Linked DNA regions of Homo sapiens: region 2 is linked to region 1. The links are chromatin contacts, found by Hi-C in ENCODE. All regions are on one chromosome and are shown on one strand. The core of a region is the stretch at or near the end of the contact, and the rest is flanking DNA. Distances in the headings are between cores, read along the strand shown. Region 1 holds the start of RFT1 (RFT1 glycolipid translocator homolog). Region 2 overlaps SFMBT1 (Scm like with four mbt domains 1).

Evidence for each region. A loop is a pair of places that touch in the nucleus more often than their neighbours do. Pooled maps may share reads with other maps.
Region 2: a pooled map shows a loop between it and region 1 (2.2-fold over the local background). The contact joins the enhancer-like site here to the promoter of RFT1 in region 1. A Hi-C loop is called at or near these places in 1 of 50 pooled maps.

What each region holds. Positions count from the first base shown.
Region 1 is chr3:53,128,294-53,132,653 of GRCh38, reverse strand. RFT1 (RFT1 glycolipid translocator homolog) reads left to right here and starts at 2,219. Exons shown (of 13, transcript NM_052859.4): 1 at 2,219-2,316. The coding sequence starts at 2,254. RefSeq lists enhancers at 1,814-1,863, 1,874-2,073, 2,114-2,163, 2,174-2,363.
Region 2 is chr3:53,016,375-53,020,734 of GRCh38, reverse strand. The region is part of intron 1 of SFMBT1 (Scm like with four mbt domains 1); the gene reads left to right. Among named protein-coding and RNA genes, the nearest start is that of SFMBT1, 28 kb to the left of the region's middle. RefSeq lists an enhancer at 2,145-2,194. Within about 2 kb of position 2,339, at least 4 of the 41 ENCODE cell types and tissues checked have a DNase peak (open chromatin) inside an H3K27ac peak, as active enhancers do.

The DNA.
Region 1 (4,360 bases), core at 970-3,469:
ACTTGCCTGAAACAATCCTTATGACTATTTTTACAGGACAGATAATATCCCTATTTAGTAGCTGAGCATACTGAGGTCACCCAGTCAGTGAGTGGCAGAATGAGGATTCAAGGTCAGTTCTCTCTGACAGACAAAAGCTCACATTCTTGGGCAGGGTGCAGTGCGGTGGCTCATGCCTGTAATCTCGGCACTTTGAGAAGCTGAGGTGGGCGGATCACTTGAGTCCAGGAGTTGGAGACCAGCCTGAGCAACGTGGGAAAAACCCATCTCTACAAAAATCACAGAAAAAATCAGCCAGGTCTGGTGCTGCACGCCTGTAGTCCCAGCTAATCGGAAGGCTGAGGTGGGAGGATTACCTGAGGCCAGGAGGTGGAAGCGGCAGTGAACCAAGACTGTACCACTGCACCCTAGCCTGGGAGACAGAGCGAGACCCTGTCTCAAAAAAAAAAAAGAAAAGAAAAGAAAAGAAAAGAAAAGAAAAAGAAAAGCTCACATTCTGGGCCTCCACACTAAGACAGAGCTCATTTCACCTGGGAAGATGGGAGTGATAGGCTTTGAGTTCCACAGTCTGTTTCCAGCAGCAGTAGCAGCAGTCATGTGTCAGGAGACATTTATAGGAGCCCTAAGAATGTTCTGTACCGCTACTTCAGGAAGCAAAACCAGGCAGGCTGCACTTCTGCCCTCTTGGAGCTCATGGGCTGATTATATAGAGACACATATTCTAGTCTTTCTGCTATAATGCAGATTGCATTAGGAACTATAAAGGGGTACAGAGTATTTTAGGGGTACTGTCTTGATTTGCTTGGGCTGCTGTAACAAAATACCATAGACTGGGTAAGTCAAAAACAGAAATTTCTCTCACAGCTCTGGAGGCTGGAAGCCCAAGATCAAGGTGCTAGCCAGTTTGGTTCCTGTTAAGTGTATGTTGGGCGCCTTACATTTTACAAAGCCTTCTTCGTGGTTGCAGACAGCTACATTCTTGCTGTATCCTCAAATAGTAAACACAGAGATCATTTTTCTGACATCTCTTTTTATAAGGACATGAATCCCATTATGACGGCTCCACTTTCAGGACCTAATTACTTCCCAAAGGCCTTACCTCCTAATACTATCACACTGGGGATTAGGCTTCAACATATGAATTTTGAGGGTACACAAACATTTAGTCCACAGCAGGTACCAGCTGTGGTTGGCCAGGAAAGTCAGGACAGTGTGGTCTAGGAGGGCAAGGGGTGCTGTCAGGGAAGACACTTTGGACAAAGAGGGTGGAGGAGCAAAGGCCAGTGAGTCACCGCCTGTTTGAGGACCAGTAAGGACTCGGAATGGCTATGGCCTAGATAGTGTTGGGAAGGGCAATGATCGTGTGAAAGGTAGTAGAAGATAGGTTGGGGCCAAATCATGTGAGGACTGAAAGAGATTGGGGAAAGACTGGGCTTCCTACAGCCTGCTTGGTAGATAATAAGAACACTGACAGAACAGCAGCTGATTGTGTATGTTGGGCGCTTTACATTTTTTTACAAAGCACTTCCAGTCCTTCTTCCACTCTGCCCTCACAATTTCTAGCATACAGGCAAGAGTGATAAGTTTAGGATCAGGAGCCTGGTATCCACTTAGTCAGGAAACAAGTTGTGTAGATTCGAACAAGTCACTTCCCATCTCCAAGGCTTTACTCATCTCTAACCACAGGGGCCAATTCTCAGAGCTTTCGGAAGGATTTCACAAAACCATACACATAACAGTGCTATATCTAACTTCTGGTCCTCAGTTCTTTCTCTGTTAAATGAGGACAATTCCTGTCCAGCCTAATTCAGAGGGTCTGTGGCTGTGATTCTGTAAGCAAAGGTCAATGGTGAGAATCTTCTTAACGGGCCAGTGAGAAGTTTGTTCCCCTTTTGGCAGATGAGGCCAGGAAAGTTAGTGCTTCTTGGTTGGTGGCTGAAAGCCTCAGAGAAGGAACTTTGGATTCTTTAACGGTATCTCTTAGTACTCGCCACACTATTTCGTTTATACGGGGAAGAGAGGGACAGACAGCGCACAAGCGACAGACAGCGCAAAACCTACCGAAATAGAAAGAGCCAGGCGCCATAACAGACGGCCCGAGACAGGCCCACTTAAAGGACCAGAACTTCTCGTGCCCCGCCCCCCTCTCTCAAGGCCATCAATCAGACAGCGAGGCGCGCCGTGACGCCATCTTATCGCGACTAAACGGAGTGGCGGCGGCATTTCCTGGTGTCTGAGCCTGGCGCGGAGGCTATGGGCAGCCAGGAGGTGCTGGGCCACGCGGCCCGGCTGGCCTCCTCCGGTCTCCTCCTGCAGGTACTCTCTGCCCTTCAGGTTCCAGCTTGTACTGCAGCCGGGATTCGCGGGATGGCAGCCCTTGGGCCCTTGAGAGCCTGCCCCAGGGCCGACCCAGTCCCGAGGTGGACCCCGCAATGGAGGGGGTGGGGGGGTCGACCGGAGACGGTGGCATTGATGAGGGGGGACCCTGGCCCGGAGATAGGAGCCTGCCTTTAGAGTCTAGGCCGGGTGACTGCAGACAAGCCGCTTTCCTTCTGAGCATTCTATTTCCCATATGGCAGTAGGAGTGAATTAGATCAGGTGGCGGGGGTGAGGGACTGGTATTTCGTGCTCGAGAATCTGATATTTTTCAGGCAAGGGGTTCATTTCCTTCATCAAACACCTTCCTCAAACTTTGAGTCCCACTGAGTTCCGAGAGTCCATATGGCATAGCTAAGAAGAGAAATCTGGAGTTAGGCTTGGATTGCTCCGTGACCCAGGACAAGTGACTTCACCTGCAGAGCCTGAGTTCCTCACTAGTAAAATGGGGGTAATAATATGTCGTACTTAGCTCATAAGCAGGGATTGATTGGGATCATTCAAATAAACGTACTTAACACAGTACCCGGCTCTTAGTATGCATTTAATACATGTTGGCTGCATCTTCTGTTTATGTGATCTTGGACAAGTCACTTCCCTTCTTGGCCCTAATTTTTGTCATCTGTCAGGTATGATACAGGCCAGTTAGTCCAAATGGTATCTGAAGATTCTTTCAACCCCAGGAGCTGAACCTCTTAAGTCAAGTGGCTCAGTATCTCTCTGTCTCACTCTTGAGCCAATCAACCCTACTTCACACAAGTCCCGAATCTACCCTACCCCTTATCTTAGAGAGGCACATGGAGGGCAGAAGAAAGAACCAAGCAGAATGGGGCTTGAGTTTGGGCCTTGTCACTTGCTAGATGCCTGCCTTCGGGATAAATCCGATGACTTCTGTATCAGTTTCTTCATCTTAAATGAGAATCATAGTGCAACCTCACAGGGTCATTAGGAAGATTAGATGAAATCATGCCTCTTAAGTGCCTGGCACACTACAAGTACTTAATAAATGTAGCTATTTTTATTAGGGTAATAAGTATTTTTAAAATAGTCAATGTAGGAATGAAATGAGATAACCTATGGAAAGCATGTTGAAGAGTGCCTTGCACGTGATATGTGCTTAGTAAATGTTAGCCATTCTAAGTTTACCTAGGGATTTTTTTTTTCTGTTTCACTACATAAATAACTGAGTTTATTGTTTTATCCACAATGTTGGTTTTTTTTCAGCCTTTGATAATATCTTACTACTCAGATAGGCTTCATAAAACGAAAACAAGTTATAACGGAAAACACACTGGACTACGAGTCAGGTGGCTTACCTGTAAGGTCAAGCTGGGTCATTTACTTGCCGTGTGACAGTGAGGAAATCACTTAACCCTCAGTCTTGCTTCCTGTGCATTTACCTCGTTGTTTTTAGTGTCAAATAATTTAACAGATGTGAGAGAGCCTTTTTGTTAAAACTGTAAAGTTGGCTGGACGCGGTGGCTCATGCCTGTCATCCCAGCACTTTGGGAGGCCAAGGCAGGAGGATTGCTTGAGCTCAGGAGTTGAAGACCAGCCTGGGCAACATGGTGAAACCTTGTCTTTACAAAAAATACAAAAATTAGATGGGCGTGGTGGCATGCACCTGTAGTCCCAGCTACTCAGGAGGCTGAGGTGGGATGATCTCGAGTCTGTGAGGTTGAGGCCTCAGTGAGCTGTGATTATGCCACTGCACTCCAGCCTGAGCAACAGAGTGAGACCCTGTCTTAAAACAAAAGCTGTAAAGTTCTTTGCAGAAGTAAATGAAGGCTGTGTTGCTAATAAGGACTGCAGTGTGTGGCAAATACTGGGTGGCGTAAGCAACCTCAGTTTCATTAGCTGCAACCTTTATTCAAACCAATTAGGAGACATGGATATGGCCTGGAACATTAAGTTTCTTAGACAGTGGTAACTTTGAGGTTAACATAAGTATGTACACATGGTGTTTTGTTTTTTGTTTTCGAGA
Region 2 (4,360 bases), core at 1,090-3,589, 110 kb after region 1:
TCTGGGTGGAAGCCTGGGTATAGATTGGAAATGTGTTCTCTGTTCTTGGTTTCCCCTTCTCCCTCCTTCTTCCATCCTCGACTTGTTTTTCTGCCATTCATTCTACAAACATGTATCGGCTTTAATATACTACCCAAAAAAGACAACAGCTTGTATTGCAGGAAGGTAGGGAGATAATAAACCAGTAAGGAAATAAGTAAAATCTAGTAATTGTGATAAATGCTAGCAGGAAATCTGACTGATGTATTAGAAAATAAGATGGGGATGTGTTCAATAGAGTGAAAAGTCTCTTTTTTCCTTTTTTTCTTTTTCTTTATTTTTGTTTTTTCTTTGTTTGTTTGTTTTGAGATGGAGTCTCATTCTGTCACCCAGGCGGGAGTGCAGTGGTGTGATCTTGGCTCGCTGCAACCTCCGCCTCCCAGGTTCAAGCGATTTCCCCTGTCTCAGCCTCCTGAGTAGCTGGGATTACAGGCATGCACCACCATGCCTGGCCAATTTTTGTGTTTTTAGTAGAGACGGGGTTTCACCATGTTGGCCAGACTGGTCTTGAACTCCTGACCTTAGGTGATCCGCCTGCCTCGGCCTCCCAAAGTGCTGGGATTACATCACGCCCGGCCTACTTTTTTTTTTCTTGGTACTCACTGGCCACGGCAAGAAAAAAAAAAATCTTTATGTACTGGTTTTAGACTAAGCTGTGGAAGGCAAGAAGCAGTCACGTGTAGAGAAGGCTGGGTGAGGGGTAGAGCACCTGCAGAGGCCCTGAGATTGGAGTCTGTGGTGAACTAGGAACCAACAGTGGGAGTGTGAATGGAAAGAAGCCGAAGTGGTAAGTGGGGACACCAGATCTTGCAGGGCCTCGTATATCCCAGTAAGGAGTTTTGATTTTACTATTTAGTCAGTTACTGAAAGGTTTTAAGTAGGTTTGTGTCATGATTTGCTTTGTGTTTTAAAAAATGCCTGTATGCTCTATGGAGAATGGACTTCCAAATGCGGAAAGGGAGACAGTTTGGAGGTCGCTGCAATAGTCTAGGTGGCATGGACTAGGATGATGACAGTGAAAAATGGAGAGAAGTGTTTGATTTCAAAATTCATGGTGGCTAGACTCAATAGGACTTGCTCATGGACAGGGTGAGGATGAGGAAGCCATCAACAGTGGTTTCTAAGTTTTTGACTAGGTTGGTCCTGTAATATTGAGATGGGGAAACCTGGGGAGAGTTGGGTTGAGAAGGAAAAAGTTTTGGTTGCCCATGTAACATTAAAATGGAAATTCCAAATGAGTAGTTGGATATGTGAGTCTGGAGCTCAGTGAGTGAGTCCTAATCATTGATTTCACACATATACCCCCCCCACACACACACACACCAGTGACTGAGTCCTCTTAATCATTGATTTCACACACACACATGCACATGCGTGTGCTTTTTTTTGTTTGTTTTTTGAGACAAGGTCTTTCTCTGTTGCCCAGGCTGGAGTGCAGTGATACAATCATAGCTCACTGCAGCCCTCTGGACCTTCTGGACTCACGTGATCCTCCCACCTCAGCCTCCCCAGTAGCTGGGGCTACAGATACAGGCCACCACATCCAGTTAATTAAAAAAATTTTTTTCTGTAGAAACGAAGTCTCACTGTGTTGTCCAGGCTGGTCTCAAGCTCCTGGGCTCAAGCAATACTTCCACCTCAGCCTCCCAAAATGCTGGGATTACAGGTATGAGTATCGATAATATTTATAGCCATGAGTTTGCATGACATCACCTAGGAAGAGAATTCCAGTGTGGATGGGAAAAAAAGAAGAGAACACAGCACCAAACCCCAAGGAATTCCAAGCTTTAGAGCTTGTGATTCTGGAGGAGGCAGCAAAGGAGACAGGATTGGCTAAAGAGGAAGAAGGAAAACCAGGAGAGTAGTGTCACAGTACCTGAGAGAAGAAAATCCTCTGAGAAGTGGCAGTTTACTGTGTAGAATGGAGGGGATCTGGTAAGATAAGAGAGCAAACCATTGGATTTAGCAATTGGAAGGTCATTGGTGACCTGGACAAGAGCAGTACCAGTGAGTTAGGTGAGGCTGTAGCCAGACTGGGGAGGAAATGAGGAAATGCCATATGAAGGCAAGCCTCTGAGATGAGACGGCTTGCTGTGAGGAGGAAGCAGAGAAATGGAGAAGTGCTTGGAGGGCACAAAGGGGTTTTCTTTTACTATTGAGATAGCAACATGAGAGCCTGTTTGTGTGCTGATCTTATGGGACTGTTATGGTAGATAGGGGTGTAGAACATGGGGTCTAACTGAAGGTTCTAGGTTACAGAGTAAATATGGGAACAGGGTGGTGTCTAGAGCTTCAGGGAAGGGATTTTCCTTTCTCTGAAGGATGAAAACAGATCCAGGCAGGTGGTGGGAAAATAAAGGAAGTTCTTGGCCTTCATATTGTACTGCAGAACTAACTTTTTTTCTTGCCTGCTTCTTGCATTCTTCAATTTTCTTTTTCTTTTTTTTCTTTTTGTTTTGTTTTCGAGATGGAGTCTTGCTCTGTCGCCCAGGCTGGAGTGCAGTGATGCGATCTCGGCTCACTGCAACCTCCACCTCCCCTGGTTCAAGTGATTCTCCTGCCTCAGCCTCCCAAGTAGCTGGGACTACAAGCCCGTGCCACCATGCCCAGGTAATTTTTGTATTTTTAGTAGAGTCAGGGGTTCACCGTGTTAGCCAGGATAGTCTCGATCTCCTGACCTCATGATCCACCCGCCTCGGCTTCTCAAAGTGCTGGGATTACAGGCGTGAGCCACCGTGCCCAGCCTATTCTTCAATTTTCTAAGTATGCAATTTTCTAAGTATGCATAGACTTCCAGTTCGTATTAAAGAAATGAAAAAGCAGTTTATTGTTACTTGCCACACACTGAAAAGCATCTTTTTTAAATAGAGAAGGAAAAGAGTTTAGAAACAGCACAAGGTGTATATAGATGTTTACAAGAAGTCATGCTCATTTTGTTAAGGTAATTATATTGCTTTTTTTGAAGAGTGAAGGTATAAGCTGCAGGAGAAGGGAAGAGGCATGGGATGCTTTATTTCGTGGGGTTGTTTCATATGAGTACTGGTATTTCTCCAAGTTGCTCTTTAAGTTCCTTCTTGTTCCATGAGAGTGCTTCATGTTGCAGTCCTGTCACTCTTCTGTTGGAGGAAGGTTTCCTTTACTAACTGTGTAAGACTTAATGTAGAATAGACATGGGAGACTACACTTCTGATCTGATTAGCCTATAAACCCCCAAGAGGGTAGGGATTTTGTTTTGCTCACTATTTCATCCCTGGATCCTGGAACAGTACCTAGCAGGTAGTAGGAATTCAAGAAATACCTGTTGAGTGAATTAATAAAAGAACTGCCAAATAAAAAATAAGTGTCACTATACTAGTGGACCTGGAGAGTAAAGTGACTGCAACATCCTCAAAATGAAAATATTTCCTGTTTTATCCAGAGATCACATTCTTACCTAAAGTAGTATGGTGTGCAGAAATATTATGGGCACTAGATTAGACAGGCATGGATCCCATCTTTATCTTCTAACAGCTTGGGTGTGTTTCTTAGCCTTAGTTTCATTTTCTTTAAGATGGGACTAGTAATAATGTACTTTGCAGAATTACTGTATATTTGTATACTGTATATAAAGTACTCAGCATAGTAGCATAGTAGATCCTCAACAAAAGGAGGATCTCATTCGTTCCTATTTTTCTTAGTGGTTATATAAGTCTAGACACTGGAGACGAATCTAGTTAACAATAATCAGTTTTACAGATGGGAAAAATAAAAAGGAAATTGGATCTTTCCAATGTGAATCAAAATAGAAATTTCCAATGTGAAAGGCAAAACAATAAGCGAAGATCTTTGTGGTTTCAGAATGGGGAAGAATTTCTTAAAATAAGAGGCAAAAAGCACTAACTGTAAAGGAAAGGGTTGATAAATATGACTACATTAAAATTAAAACCATTATCAACAGACGACATAAAGAGAGTGAAAAAATGAGCCACAGAATGGGAGAATAAATAATCACATAGAACTGTCAGAATATGTGAGGAATTCCTTCAAATCAATAAATAAGGAAGACAGCCCAGTAGGAAAATGACTTGAGAAGGCACTTCTCAAAAGAGGGAATCCAGTGGTCAGTAAACATAAGAAAAGGCATTGTCTCACTTTAATTGGGGGATGCAAATTAAAACACGGGGATATGTCATTACACACTCACTAGATTTGCAGGAATTTTAAAACCCACTGTCACTGAGTACGTAGAGCCACTGGAGCTGTTATTCACGCTTGTGGTATGTGTGTTGATACAACCACATTGGGAAGGTTGGACATTGATTGTATGCTTTGAAAGTTGGAT